Regions from separate parts of the Homo sapiens genome. Here region 2 is linked to region 1. A link is a contact called in ENCODE Hi-C or POLR2A ChIA-PET data. All regions are on one chromosome and are shown on one strand. Each heading gives the region's core, a stretch centred on a gene start or an enhancer-like site at or near the end of the contact. The rest is flanking DNA. Distances are from core to core; before and after follow the strand shown.

What was found. A loop is a pair of places that touch in the nucleus more often than their neighbours do. ChIA-PET counts read pairs that join two places held with the same protein, here RNA polymerase II (POLR2A).
Region 2: a loop to region 1 is called in a map of endothelial cell of umbilical vein, with 2.0 times the contacts of the local background. The contact joins two enhancer-like sites. A Hi-C loop is called at or near these places in 2 of 168 maps with a recorded cell type or tissue (endothelial cell of umbilical vein and gastrocnemius medialis). POLR2A ChIA-PET finds 5 or more read pairs at or near these places in 3 of 52 experiments (AG04449, BJ and PC-3).

What each region holds. Positions count from the first base shown.
Region 1 is chr13:59,630,219-59,635,422 of GRCh38, reverse strand. No RefSeq gene overlaps it. Among named protein-coding and RNA genes, the nearest start is that of DIAPH3-AS1, 380 kb to the left of the region's middle. Within about 2 kb of position 2,059, at least 3 of the 41 ENCODE cell types and tissues checked have a DNase peak (open chromatin) inside an H3K27ac peak, as active enhancers do; they include endothelial cell of umbilical vein, where a contact is called at or near this core.
Region 2 is chr13:59,663,969-59,669,172 of GRCh38, reverse strand. It overlaps DIAPH3 (diaphanous related formin 3), which reads left to right. Exons shown (of 28, transcript NM_001042517.2): 28 at 2,327-3,590. The coding sequence ends at 2,589. Among named protein-coding and RNA genes, the nearest start is that of DIAPH3-AS1, 350 kb to the left of the region's middle. Within about 2 kb of position 2,497, at least 2 of the 41 ENCODE cell types and tissues checked have a DNase peak (open chromatin) inside an H3K27ac peak, as active enhancers do; they include endothelial cell of umbilical vein, where a contact is called at or near this core.

The DNA of each region.
Region 1 (5,204 bases), core at 810-3,309:
AAATGAGCCTATTAAATTTCTAAAAATATTAAGTCTGTAACAGATACAACCCTTTTCCCCAAAGACAGATTCAAAGAAAAACACATCAAATGCATAAGCGGACATCACTCCTGATCCATTTGAAGCTGGGAACTGAAAAACAACCCTAGTTATTTCTTATTCCATCTGGATATCTGTGCTTAAGGAAAGATTGGAAGGAGGAAAGTAAAAGAAAAACAGGAAATCTTCAAGTACCAAAAATGTTCTGTAGAAGAGTGATCAGATTTAAGGCATGTGCTTCTGTGTGGCACAATTGGGAATGGCTGATGTTAAGAGACAAAATCCCACTGTCAGGATAACCCATTGCTCACTCTCTGAGGGGTGGGTCTTCTTGGTGCAGCCACTGATCCAGGGCAAAGCACATCTCAGAGTTTGGTTCTTCTTAGAAATGAATATAAGTTTAGGGGCCTGACTCAAGCTAACCTAACTCAACAGAAACTACATGTAAACACAGTGCTATCTTCTTACTATTCATTGAGAAATATACTTTTATTGGTGGCCAAGATACTCATAAAGCAGCGCTCTAGGAAGCCAAGTTAATAATCAGAGTTTCCTGATTTGTAGAGACATATATCGAAAGAAGGTAGAGGCTATGAGGTCTAGTTTGTCCAGGTCATGGAGTGACCTGTTAGAATTTTCTAAGCCCATCACAGGGCATACCTAGTAGTATCACAATAAAACTAATATTTATTTAGCACTCAAACATAGCAAGCAGAGAACTAAGCAGTTTACAGTCTGGCAATTATTACTCCTATTTTACAGAAGAGGACATTGTGGCTTAGAATTGATTGCTTGTTCTAGATCACATAAGCTACAGAGTGATAGATTTGAGGTTAAACCCAGGTCTGTCTGACTCCAAACCCAGACTCTTACCGGCCATTATATACTTCCTCTGTAGTCACTGGGGTGCTCAGATTCTCAGATTTACCGCCTCTTCCCTGACAGTGTTGGAAAAACTCTGCCAAATCCCTGCTTTCTGACTCCCCTTTGTTTAAGCTGCCACATTGACCATTCCTTTATGTTAACATAATTTTTCTTCTGTCTTCTCTCTTCTAATTCATTCTTTACATCTCAGCCACAGTGATCTTTCTAAAACACAAATCTGTTCCTGTCACTCCCCTGCTTAAAACCTTTAATTGGTTTCCACAGAACAAAGCACAAACCGTTTTTCTTGGATTTGGAAGTTCCTGATGATCCGCCTGCTGCCGGCCTCTCCATTCTCACCTTTCCACTCCCTTCCTCACCCCACTTTATATTCCTGCTGCATTTAACTTTTTCCGTCCTTGGAGTCTCAATCTCAAAGCCAGTTAATTTCTCTCTCTGTCTCTCACTCTGCCAACATTTCTCCATATCTTTTCATTCCCCAGTCTCTCCTTTTCACCTCACCTCCTCTCCCTCCAGTACTCATTACCCCCTCCTCTTCTACTATCATCATTCATCCATTCATTCCACATATATTTATTAAGCATCAAATGCATGTCAGGCAAAATTCTAGGCCCCAGGGATACAGTAGCAGACAAGATAGACACAGAGTTTCTGTTCTAGTGGTAGTAGACAAACAAGAATCAAATAAGCCAAAAAAGGAGGGTAAATCACAGACTTTGATAAGTGGTATGCGGAAAATTACAGTGGTAGTGACGTGAAATTGAGTGGAAGGTCAAAGAAGGTGTCTGAGGAGGTGACCCTTCTTTGTGATCCGAATGATGAGGAAACCAGCTCTGTGAAGATCAGAAGGACCAGCCTGTACAAAGGCCCAAAGTTGGGAAGAAAGTAAGTGAATGGGAGGCACAGAAAGGCCAGCGTGTCTGGATGAAGGCAACAATAGCAGGAGTTGAGCTGGGAGAGAAAAATAGGGGCTACATCACATAGGTCAGGAAGAGGAGCTTGGATTTGATCCCATATGCACGGGAAGCCGCTTGATGCTGGTAAGTGGCACACTCTGGTTTATCTTTTAAGAGAATTTCACTCCGGATGCTGAGTCAGGAAGGGATGTGTGTGTGTTGGGCTTGGACGAGAAGGACGGAAGCAGGGGGACCAGTCAGGACTTTATCCCAGCGGGCCATGTGAGAGACGATAGTGCTAGGCCAGAGAAGTGGTTGTAGAGACTGTGAAAAAAGGGAAGATTCACGGTGTGTTTTGGAGTGGGCAAAATTTCTTACTGGATTGTGTGTTTAGGGCTGAGAGGACCAGGAGTGAGGGTAAGCGGTTAAGGTTGAGGGAAGAAGAAGAATGAAAGATGACTCCTACAATTAGGTTTAGGCAATTGAATCGATGTGGTGACATTTTCACAGCTGGGAAAGACAGAGAGAAACTGGTAAATCAGTGCTATAAGTTCTGTGAGGGCAGGGAAAGGTACACATACAATATATGTGATATATGAGGGAGTGAATTCAGTTCATTATTTCCACATGTCTATTCATTGTATCTGGATTAGATAATAGCTCCAATTTAACACATGCATAATTGTTTATCAGTTATGTGTCTTAACATTTTCTCAGCCAACCTGTACAGATTATTTTTTGAGGTCAGTCATTTCTATGTCTAATGAATCTCATCTCTTGGCTTTTGATTCTAATTTTACTTTCAGCAGCTGCAGAGGTGTCAAAGGAGGGCAGAGACTGTGCTTTGCTTGTTTTATTATCAGGACCTAGTGCAGTGTCTAGCAGGTGGCAGATGTTCAGTAATAATTTATTAAATGAATAAATTGACCAATGTCTAAAAAATACTTGGAGGCAGACTTCAGCTTTATCAAACATTTTATAACAATAGGGACATCAGGGAATGCCAGTCTGTCCTCTCCCAAATCTGAGTTTTTCACAATGGAGATAGCTGGGTGAGGTGACATATGTACTATAAAGGGATATAATTCAAGGAATATGTTATTTACGACACAACAAAATGAAGTTTCAGACATTCTTGTGACTATCATCATCCGTTTTCTTATGAGAAAATCATTTGGAAACTTCTCATACTGAGGAGGCCCCTGGGAACGAAATGATATTCTGAATGTCTAGTTTAGATCTCCAAACCAATTTCAAGTCGCTCAGTTCCTTTGCTATAATGCAAAGGATCATATTATTCCCTGCCTTCTGCCCACCAACTTCATGGAGAACTTATTTGAGGACTAAGAAATGGGTGTAAAACACTTTTCTCAAGCCAGTGCTGTGTGTTACATTATACCGCCAATTTCAGCAACATCTGCATTTATTCAATAACGCTTGCCTTATAATAATACTGTGTATTTAATTGTTCTGTAATACTAGGGCTAGGTCATTTTGGGTGCAACTTCTAAGGTTGAGTAAAAACAGAAAGCAGCCTGATACTGTTTGCAAGGTTTTGGGCTCCAGAATGGATTTTGTCTCTATTCCAATAATCAGGCTTAAAGAAGGCTTTGTTATTCAACCATTTATTGAGGTTTGTTGTGGTTATAAAGTATGTGACAAAATAAACACTTTGGGATTCAGAATAAGCACTCTTCCAGGAGTGACAGAAATTTAAGTTTCTTCTGTGATTAATTATACATTTTAAATGGAAAGCAATAATGAGTAAAGATTCCAGTCTTAACAAAATTTTCCTTGGGTGCCGTGGCACCAGAATGATCTTATAGTCAGAAGATCACCTAGGTAAAGCAATCAGATTATGTCTTGTACTTTAGGTTTATTCTTCTGACCTAGAGAATGGATACTAAGACAGACTAACTAGGTAATTGAGGAATTTTTTTTTTTTTTTTGCAGAGAAGGGGAAAAAAAGGCAAGAATTAGCTTGTTTTCTCACACAGGAAAATAAAACAAACTCCTTCAATGTAGCTAAGTCTTGATTATTTTGTCTTCCAACAAACCCCAAACATAGATAAAGTGGTTCAAGTGCCAATTTGAATTTGGCAGGCAAGTTGGGCTGCAAATGATCTAATTTATCTCAATTCAAATCAGCTTAGCAAATTTGGAAGCTGCTCCATGAAAATAGGTAACATGGGAGTCACAAACACATGAATTTTAAGGTCTTTAAGCAAAAGTGACTTTCTAGGACAAACCACTTCCTGTTCTCCTTCCAGCAAACAGTGCATGCAGAAACCAGGGAGACAGGACAGGCTACTGGGTACACAGCTTTCGGATTTAAATGCTTGGCTCAAAAATAAGAATTATAAACCACCTGCCTTCATTTCAGAAGGAAAGAAACTTTCAAAAGGCAACAATCTAGCTGAAACCCTAGGAAGAAGTGGGAGTACAAAGAGAGACCTCAGTAGGAGAACACAGTAATTATTCAATAATTATTGGCAGTGAATAAAGTGCATGAAATGCAGGTGTAAATTATAATGCAAGAATGCCATCATCGTCTAATGGCAGTGCCTCCTCAATCCAGAAAAGAGCACCCCCATGGATTCCTCTTTCAAACCCTTTACTTTGCTAGGGGAGCTTTAGAAACAGCAGCAGACTGTGAGTTTAAGAAAGTCACAGAAATTTTATAAGAGGATTGCGGCTTGTGTCACCTAAGCATTTTGGAATTTTATCTTCCCTTTTCTGAGTTTGGCAATTTTACTATAAAATACAAAGGACACGTTGCTGATTTGGTTTCTTAACTTACAAAAATACAGCAGCACAAAAAGAAAACCGAGCCAAAAATTAGGCCTTTGGGCATGGGCAAATCTAGTCCATTATTTTTAAGGCAATTAGGGCCACTGAAAACAATGACTACTGGTATACAACGACCTATGCTGATATATTGCTTTGTGGTTTTCGCAGTGCTTTTATGTCCATTTTCTCATTTGACTCTCACAGCATCCTTTTTTAGGTAGGAATTATTAAGTGAAACAAGGAGTATATAAGGTCTCTGGCCTACACTTGGCTCATGGTTGGTGTTTTACAAGTGAGACTACTGGGATGCAGAGAAGTTAAGTGAGGTGCCCAAGGTCATGCTTTCTGTTTGGGCGAAAACCACCTCTCAAATGCAAGTCTTCTGATTCCAAGAGCAAATCATTTTTCCACTACCTAATTGACTTTCTGACTTCCCAAGGCACATTTAGAGACAACCTGAAAACATCCACTTACACAACAGCTTCCAGTCCTTCCCTGGATGGAAGCTGTTAATTGGTGGTAATGTCAAATAATTTACATATCATCTCTTTATTTCACCTTTTTGTTCTTTTACAGAGGTGAAGATGGGCAGAA
Region 2 (5,204 bases), core at 1,248-3,747, 33 kb before region 1:
TGCGAGAATTCAGTGTGTTAGAAGGCATTTTGAAGTATAAGTGCAGGACACCATTATTATGAAACTTAGCTTTGAATTACTTAGCACTTTCCTTTGGCAAAAGGGTTTTCAGATTTCTTGAAGACAGCCTCAGTATCTCTAGAGACAGCATTTGGCGTCTACCACCGATTTACTCAGTAACTAAGTCTAAGCAAATGACTTAACCTCCTTTTGCTTTTACCCCTCAATCTATATGCTGAGGGTGGTAATGTTTGAAGTGCAACAAAATACAGGCTATTCATAAGATGGTATGTATGTATGTGTTTTGTGTGTGTGTGTGTGTGTGTGTATACATACATATATATATATGTGTATATATATAGTTTTAATAATTTGCCTACCAAGTTCATTATTTCTCTGAAGGAAAACCACTGACTAAAAATTCTGATTAGAAACTTTCCTTCTTGGTTTCGTTCAAGAAAGAAATTAATGTCATTAGTATTCAAACTAAAGTTTATCTTGTGTCACAGAGTATGGAAATAATTTCTTTACCCAACACATATTTATTGAGCACCTACTTTGCACCAAGGACGGTCTAGGCACTAAAGCTATAGCAATATTTAAAACAATGTCCCTACTTTCTTGGAGTGCATACATGGACACGCGCACACACGCACACACACATTTCATATTCTATACCCATATTTTGGCTAATTTAATCTCTTCTTTGCCATTAGACTTTTAACTAGAGTTGTCCAATAGCAGAATAAACTGGTTTGTTGGAGATACCATCATGATGTAGTGGTTTGCAGGAAATCAAATAAGCAAAGATAGGAACATTTTGGGGAAGGAGCAGTAAGCTGGCCAACATTCTACATTTAGCTGCAAATGCAGTTTTCAAGCATTCTTTGGGACAGAGGTGTGGGAGCTAGAAAAGAAAAGGATGTGGTCATAGGAACTGCAGGAATACCACATCTACCGTGCTCTTTCCGGCAAACACAATATGTACATTATAAGCTACAGAGCATACACTCCTTTAAGAGAAAATCACTGCTCTATTAGATTTTGATTTTTGAGTAACAGTTGCCCACCTGATATAGAAGGTGAAAGACAAAGTGTATTTATTTTCTTCCAGCAGCTAAAAGGTGATCATACTTCTAAAATTTGTTGAGATTGTCCAAGAAAGTGTGTAAAATCCTCATCCATCACTGGAAGCCTCTGGTCAGAAAATGACAGTGCAGTAAATATCTTCAGCAGCCACCTTTTAATGTACAAGCTGTTTTCAGTTGGAATTTTCAGCACTCACATAAAACACACTGTCATGAGTGACTGCTTGTGCTCCAAAGTCATTACTATTGGGACAATGGAACATCTCTCAGAGAATAACCAAAAAACTTTAAATGTCATGTCAGGTTTGTTGAAGCCATTTTCAAGCCCCATTCAAGGTTACATGAATATTGAGGGTGTCTGTTTTTTAAAAGTCATCATTACCATCACTTACCAATAAAAGAATGTATGTGTGTATGTATATATGTACATGCATGTATGTATAGATGTGTATATACTTGACAATTACATATAACATTCTGGTTTGCTAGGAAGTTTTAATTATTTGCTTGCCAAGTTCATTGTTTCTTTAAAGGAAAATAATCGACTTTTTAAATTCTTATTAGAAACTTTCCTTCTTGATTTCATTCAAAAAGGAAATTAATCTCATTATTATTCAAGCTAATGTTTAATCTTGTGTCACAGAGTGTGGAAATTATTTATTTATCCAACAAATATTTATTGAGGACCTACTTTGCACCAGGGCCATTTTAGGCCCTGAAGTTACAGCAGTATTTAAAATAATGTCCCTACTGTCTTGGAGCACACATTCTAGTAAGACAGACAATGGACAAGTGAGCAAATATATTGTGTGTCCAGCCATCATGTGCCCTGTGAAGGAAAACATGACGGGGAAGGATAGAGCAGTGCAAAGGGCAAATGCTATTTTAGATGGGTGGCTAGGGAAGGCCTCTCTTTTTAGGTGGTGTTTGAACAGAGACCTGAAAGAAATATGGGACCAGGCCCTGATAATAACCACGTGACAGGCATGTCAGGCATAAAGGAAGAAGGAAATGGGCATTAGTGCTAATGAAACGGTTGGCTGTTATATTTTAGTTTATTCTTAAACCCCTGTGTGATTATTTTAAACCTGTCTTACTCTGTTGACTGTTTCTTTGTTTAGTCTATCTAAGAAGACTACTTATTTATTGAGAATAATTATTTTAAATGTGTTTCATAACGTGCACAGTCCTTGGTTATCATGGTGATAAGTTTTATGTTTCTTTTTTCCTTACTGTAGAAAATCAGAAAGTGCAGTTGACAGAAGGGTCACGTTCACACTACAATATCAATTGCAACTCAACAAGGACTCCAGTCGCCAAGGAGCTTAATTATAATCTAGACACTCATACGTCTACTGGGAGGATCAAGGCAGCTGAGAAGAAGGAAGCGTGTAATGTAGAAAGCAACAGAAAAAAGGAAACGGAACTTCTTGGCTCTTTTTCTAAAAATGAATCAGTTCCCGAAGTTGAAGCCCTGCTGGCAAGATTACGAGCTTTATAAGTTAAACTGGTTTTTAAAAAAAATGATTAAGCCAAATATAAAGCCATGCTCTAAACTATAACACTTGAAAAAATTGCTTTTATGTAAGTGACTTTATATAGTTTTAAATTATGATATATATTAGAAAAATAAAGCTAAATATATGATTGCAATGCTTTTTCTATGTACTGGAGGTTTTGGTTTATTCAAGATTGTACCGGGCTTTAATCCTTTTTTTTTTTTTTTTGTCTCCTGGTATTCCTCAGTTCTTTATTTGGTGGTTAAATTATACATATTGCTTTAGAGAGCAGGTAGGTGGCCATGTGTTCAGCAGTGTGTCCTTAAGAAAATACCATCTTTCTAAGCCACTGGAATTTTTACTTTACTATTTTTAACATTAATGGATGTCAGGTCATCAACCTCAAGTCTTTACATATCCATGTATATTCCATATATATTGTTTATATAGGCCCAAGTTTCTCCTTAATTGGGATCTATATACTACCAGCACAACATCAAAAACATGTAATTGAATACATCAGAGCTATATATGTAAGGAAATGACTGGTGACCCCATTATCATCATTGTTGAATTCATGTTAAGTAGACCCTCTAGGGGACCATAAGGCAATTGAGCACATAACGAAAAATGATGCAATAAGAATGTATGCACTCTCTTTGCCAAATGCATGTGCTTTTGTGTAACGTGGATGTAAACAGAATTGCAGTGCTGCCGAAATTCTTGATCTTGGCTAAGAGAGTATTTTTCCCCTTGTAATTATGACTCTGAGATAAAATTGCCATTTTGAAATTTCCAAAGTAACAACTTTTTTTATTTTATGAATAAACTTGGGATTGCAATTTCTCTGATCTGACAATCAATAACTTTAACAAAGATCTAAATAAGTGTTTCAAGGAAAGTTTTCCTAAGCAAATGTAATATTACCTCATTTGGGCATCATTACTCTGTTAATTCTATATCAAAGGAAATAAACTTGCTACTTGCACTAAATGAAAAAAAATGCTTTCTTTTGTCTCTCTTTTTTTGAAAACATTCTGTGGATAAGCTGAGAATAGACTGTGCTATGCAGTCTGTCTAAGCATCTATTTTGCTTTATTACATGTAATAAGTAAGTGACTGTTCTTTTACCTTCAGTTAAAAAGCAGTTATATGGAACTAGTCGGGCAAGGTCTATTGCTTTTTATTTCCTTAAGTTGCCACCTCCTTTCAGCTCTAAGTTAATAAAGTTAATTAATTAGAACTATGAGCCAGGCCCTGTTTATAGACATTGGAGAACAGAGTATTCTCTGTAGCCAGTGTAGGAATAAATGTGAATTTGTATGTATTGCTGAAATGTGCATTTTGCCATCCAGTTGCAATTCCTGTTTTTCTGAAAACAAACCTTAAAAATCAAGAAAGGTGAAGGACATTTACATATTTAAGCTGACGGCACCCCTAACAACAAGGCAGGATTGTTTTGTTTAGGAAAGAATTTAAATGAAAGAACTCTCACTATCAGTTCTTAATGTGATTTTGCAGACTTGGGTTTTTCAGAAACAAAACTTAAATTCAACTAGATAGTTTGGGCACACCAGGAAGCAGGTAAAAACTCTGGAAACTTGGGACCGGGGAGCAGCCACGGGGGAGAAGAAGCCCGGCAAATAAAGGAAAGTGAAGATGACGGAGACTCCGAGGGGCAGAGGAAGGCAAGGAAGTCCAGAAATGGAGCAGTCAAGCCCCAGAGCGTCTGTCTGCAGGGGCTGAGGACAACTTTCAAGCAAGAGGGCCAGGAGCCCAAGGCTAGCAGAGTATCAGAAGCGTCTGGCCACCCACAGGTCAGCAGCCAGCACTCTCTCTCCCTTGATGACAGCAGCTGGCTCCAAAAAGGACCATAGCTGTGGAAAGGAAACCTCTAAATGTCTGATAAAGGTGAGTACCAACTCAAGGAACGATCATTTGGAGATACTTTTATTGGTAGATGCCCTTTCAGCAATGGGCTAGAGGTATGATTAGGGTTTTAAAATGCATGATATTTCCTTAGCCAAACCATAGCATTGACCTTTAATTTGAGGGCAGGAGTTGAGGTACAATTTTATTTTTTTGAATAAGCAGTTTGTTCATTTGAATGAGCCAGTATAATGATTAATTTTTTTTTTTTTTTTGAGACAGAGTCTGTCGCCCAGGCTGGAGTGCACTGGTGCGATCTCTGCTCTCTGCAAGCTCTGCCTCCCAGGTTCACACCACTCTCCTGCCTCAGCCTCCCGAGTAGCTAGGACTATAGGCGCCCACCACCACGTCTGGCTAATTTTTAGTAGAGACGGGGTTTCACTGTGTTAGCCAGAATGGTCTCGATCTCCTGACCTCGTGATCCGCCCGCCTAGGCCTCCCAAAGTGCTGGGATTACAGGCATGAGCCACCGTGCCCGGCAGATGATTAATTTTATGTGTCAACTTGACTGGGCTAAAGGATGCCCCAGACAAGCGGTACGGTTTTATTTCTTATTGTGCCTGTGAGGGTGTTTCTGGAAGAGATTTGCATTTGCATACATAGACTGAATAAGGAAGATAGCCCTCCCACTGTAGGTGGGCATCATCCAGTCTCCTGAGGGCCAGAATAGAACAGAAAGTGGAGAAAG